Regions from separate parts of the Homo sapiens genome. Here region 2 is linked to region 1. Evidence: read pairs that join two places in POLR2A ChIA-PET (ENCODE). Cell type or tissue: HCT116. All regions are shown on one strand.

The links. ChIA-PET counts read pairs that join two places held together with the same protein. Peaks named below come from ENCODE experiments on the same cell type or tissue, not always from the same donor. Only the 100,000 strongest peaks of a DNase experiment are listed, where the experiment ranks them.
Region 2: POLR2A ChIA-PET joins it to region 1 with 5 read pairs; 10 of 35 experiments call an interaction of 5 or more read pairs at or near these places.

What each region holds. Positions count from the first base shown.
Region 1 is chr6:113,116,000-113,118,499 of GRCh38, forward strand. No RefSeq gene overlaps it. Among named protein-coding and RNA genes, the nearest start is that of LINC02518, 320 kb to the right of the region's middle. In HCT116, no CTCF peak of the experiment used is centred here; no DNase peak of the experiment used is centred here.
Region 2 is chr6:113,853,492-113,855,991 of GRCh38, forward strand. No RefSeq gene overlaps it. Among named protein-coding and RNA genes, the nearest start is that of MARCKS, 2.6 kb to the right of the region's middle. RefSeq lists a silencer at 1,609-1,818. In HCT116, a CTCF peak has its summit at 1,382; a DNase peak (open chromatin) is centred at 1,465; H3K4me3 peaks cover 1,513 bases.

The sequences.
Region 1 (2,500 bases):
CTAATGAGTACAAAGATATACTATAACTGAATCTCTGGGACATAGCTAAAACAATGTTAAGAGAGAAGTTTATATAGCACCAAATGCCCACATCAAAATGTTACAACGATGTCAAATTGACAAACTAACATCATACCTTGAGGCACTAGAGAAAAAAGAGCAAACAAACCACAAAGCCAGCAGAAGACAAAAAATAACCAAAATCGTGACTGAACTAAAGGAAATTGAGATGCAAAAAAAACATACAAAAGATCAATGGATCAAAGAGTTGGTTATTTGAAAAAATAAATAAAATTGATAGACAGTTAACTAGACTAAAAACAAAAAAGAAGAGAGGATCCAAATAAACACACTCAGAATTACAAAGGAGACATTACCACTGACCACAGAAAAATAATAAAAAAAAAACTCTGAGACTATGAACACCTCCATGCACACCCGTGCACACAATCTAGAGAATCTAGAAGAAATGGATAGATTCCTGGAAACATATAATTTCCCAAGGTTGAACCAGGAAGAAATTGAATCCCTGAACAGAACAATAATGATTCCTCAAATTGAATCACTAATAAAAAGCCTACCAACCAGAAAACGCCCAGGATCAGATGGATTCACAGCCAAATTCTACCAGATGCGTAAAGAGCTGGTACCATTCCTACTGAAATTATTCCAAAAAAAAAAAATGAGGGGGAAAAAGTTCTTCCTAACTCATTCTGTGAGGCCAGTATTGTCCTGAAACCAAAGCTTGACAGAGGCACAACAACAACAAAAAAGAAAACTCTAGGCCAATATTATTGATGAACATAGATGCAAAAATCCTCCACAAAATATGAGCAAATCATATCCAGCAGCACATCAAAAAGCTAATCCACCATGATCAAGGAGGCTTTATTACTGGGATGCAAGGTTGGTTCAACATACACAAGTCAATAAATGTGATTCACTATGTAAACAGAACTAAAAACAAAAACCACATTATATCTCAATAAATGCAGAAAAGACTTTTAATAAAATTCAACATTCCTTCATGTGAAAAACCCTCAACAAACTAGGCATTAAAGGAGCATACCTCAAAATAATAAAAGCTATTATGACAAACCCACAGCTAACATCAAAATGAGTGGGCAAAAGTTGGAAACATTCCCTTTGAGAACCAGAACAAGATGAGAATGCCCACTCTCACCACTCCTACACCACAATGACACCACTTCCGACATAATACTGGAAGTTATAGACAGAGCAATCAGGCAAGAGAAAGAAAGAAAAGGCATCCAGATGGGAAGAGAGGAAGTCAAATTTTATTTCTTCACAGATGATACAATTCTATACCTAGAAAATCCCATAGCCTCTACCCAAAAGCTCCTTAAGCAGATGAATATCCTCAGCAGTTTGAGGATACAAAATCAATGCATAAAAATCAGTAGCATTTCTATATACCAAGAACATCCAAACTGAGAGCCAAATCAAGAAAGCAATTCCATTCACAATAGCCACAAAAAGAATAAAATACTTAGGAATGCAGCTAACCAGAGAGATGAAAGATCTCTACAAAGAGAGTTACAAAACACTTTTAAAAGAAATCAAGAGATGACACATACAATGGAAAAACATTCCATGCTCATGGATAGGAAGAGTCAATATCATTTTAATGGCCATACTGCCCAAAGCAATTTACAGATTCAATGCTATTCCTACCAAACTACCAATGACATTCTTCACAGAATTAGGAAAACCTATTTTAAAATTCATATGGAACCAAAAAAGAGCTCAAATAGGCAAGGCAATTCTAAGCAAAATAACAAAGCTGGAGGGCATCATGTTATATGATGTCAGACTATACTACAAGGCTGCAACAAACAAAACAGTATGGTAGTGGTACAAAATAGACAGATATATCAATAGAAAAGAATAGAGAGCCCATAAATTAAGCCATACACTTACAACCATCTGATATTTGACAAAGTAAACAAGAACAAGCAATGGGAGAAGGACTCCCTATTCAATAAATAGTCCCGGGGTACTATATGTATTGGCCACATACAGAAGATTAGAGCTGGACCCCTTCCTTATACCATATACAAATGTCATATCTAGATGGATGAAAGACTTGAATGGAAAACCTAAAACTATAAAAACACAGGAAGATAATTTAGGAAATATCATTCTCGACATTGGCCCTGACAAAGATTTCATGACGATGATGCCAAAAGTAATTGCAACAAAAACAAAAACTGACAAATGAGACCTACTTAAATTCAAGAGCTTCTGCACAGCAAAAGAAACTATCAGCAGAGTAAACAGACAAGCCACAGAATGGGAGAAAATATTTTCAAACTATCCTGCCAACAAAAAAATAATATCCAGAGTCTGTAAAGGACTTAAACAAATTTATAAGGAACCCCAATAAAAAGTGGGCAAAGAACATGACAGATACTTTTGAAAAGAAGACACACACATGGCCAACAAGCAAATAAAGAAAAGCTCAACATCATTGATCAGT
Region 2 (2,500 bases), 740 kb after region 1:
TATGCTTTATAAAGACTTCTTGTCTGTTTTGTTCACTGACATATCCCAAATGCCTACTACATGATAGGAGTTCAATAAATGCTTGCCGAGTGAACTGAGGGGCTATGTCTGTTTTCCTCCCCACCACATTGCAAGCTAATCAATTTCTGTGGAATTAAATTTCAAGTAGCATAAAATCTAAGATGAAGGATGGAGCAGAACACTGCCTGCACAGTGGGATTGCATATGTTGTGAATGCATGAATGCTTCCAGGTGAAAAAGGCGTATTTAATTTGGAATCTACAAAGTGGCTGTCATCTTTTGTATTGTTTTTTAAGCACACAGTTAATCTTGTTTTTCTTTCTTTCTTCACATATTAAGAAGTTTTAAGAAATAATAATACAAATGTAAGCTGCATGAGAGGAAAGACCATGTCTATATTTGTCCCTGGTGTAAGCTGATGTCTAAAGCCTTTTTCCTCGCACTTAGGAGGACCTTAATAAATACTTTAAGAATGAATGACTGACCTACTGAGTGAATCTGTGCCATCAAGGGAAGATGGCAGCACTGGCAGTGGTGGAAAAAGCCAGGACTCAGAATCATCAAGGGGGCTGAGCTCTATTCGTGGCTCTACCATCTGAGAAATCTGGCAACGCTCTGGTGCCTATTTCTTCATCGTTGAGAGGGGGAAGCCAGGTGCTCCAGTTCAACTTCACTAGATGATCTTCTAAATTGGAAGCCCCTGAAGGTCAGAGACTGAGTTTATATTGTTCAATGATATGAAAACAAGATCTAGATTATTGTGTTTGGCACACTGGGCCCTCAAGATTTTGTGGAATGGTCTCTAAAATTCTTTCCAACGCTAACATTTTGCAGAAAAATAACAGGTCTCTTAAATAAATTGCTTTTTTTCTAAAAAGAAACCTATACACCGATTATTATTATCTTGCAAATATGTTAGGGCAGGGTGAAAGTGGAGTACAAATAAAAAATAAATGACCGTTTCTTCCTGCTGATTTGGTTACAGACACCGGTTTTACATTTTCACTATGAACTCTTGGGTTCTTTAGTCATATTTATATAAACACTTTTGGCGCTTTATTTGAAACCTTTAACTCTGCGTGTGAGAACACCAAACTCCTGAGGAGCGAGCCACACTTGCACTGTACTGCTTCCCTACTAGTTCCACGTTCTTGGCCTTCCTTCCCTGTCATTATGCAGGTTTTCAAGAAGAACCACAACCGTTTCCCATTTCCCAGCCCGTTCTTCCTCACCCATCCTCCGCCGGGACCCCCTTCCCTATAAGCTGAAGAAATCCCTTGCTTGGACGACGCTAGTCGCTGGGGGAGGTTGGGGAAAGGGTGGCCCAGCCCTCAGCGGCCGCCGGCAGCGCCCCCAAGGAGCCTCCGCCTGCCACTTGCTGGGGACTGTCGGCTTTCCAGCTACCGTAGAATGCGCTTGCGTATCAAAAAGAAATCATCTTTCTACTGTAAACTAGAGACCGAGACCGCTCGTGGGGAGGGAATCTATGTGTTTACACTTTTTTTTTTTTTTTTTTTTTTTTTTGCCCCGGAGCTGCTGCGGGAATTGATTGGCTCCCTTGCGCCCCTGACGCTGGGACTGTCCCCCCGCCGCGCCCCGCCCGCACCCCGCCCGCACCCCGCCCCCTCGCGCGGCCATCTGCTTCGCAGTCTGTCTCCCAGTCTCTCACTCGGCCCCTCTCCCCTCCACCACTCCCAGCCCCCGTCTCCCCCACCGTCACCCCCCAGCGCCGGCTCCGCCTCTTCCCCCTCCCCGGCCCAGTGCTCCGAATCTTCCCCGGCCGTTGCCAGGGAGACCAGCCGATACCAGGCAAATAGGCGTACCAGAAAGAAAAGGGGGGAAAGCTACACGGCAGCCTGGTAACAAAGGAGCAATAAAAGCAGCCCCCAAATGGAGGGCTAAGGACGCGTCTGGGAGAAAATCTGAAAGCGAGCTAGCAGTCACCCCAATTTAAAATAGGAGGGGGATGCGGAGGAAGGGGCATGATTCACGTTGGGGGTGGGGGGAAATCAAGAGCCTTAAATGGGCTTTTGGGAATCGCCTGGATGGTGGTGTCGGATCAGCCCAGTTGGCTTTTCAAGTTGGAACTGCTAATACAAGGGATTTGCGTCCATCCTGGCGGCTGGGGTCGTGGGCCAGGCCAGCGGGCTCTCTTAAGGGTAATAACACGTTTGCTGGCAAGATGCATTTCTACGGAAACGTCTTTACATCAGCTCTGGGGAATATGACCATGGTCGAATAATGCATCTGAAGGAACTGGACAGTGAGAAGACGAAGCTTCACGTAACAATGTTCAGCTTGGTGATTTTTAAAGCAACGCTTGAACAAAGAGTTACTGGCTTGAACCAACCGTCTTTTTCACTCAGAGTGTGACCTATTTCCCTACAATGAGCAGAAAATAAAACTGTTTGAGAATTCAGAGCCAGCACCAGGAGAAATGAACCATTCCCTCGACTGCTTCTCACCTTCATAAGCGAAA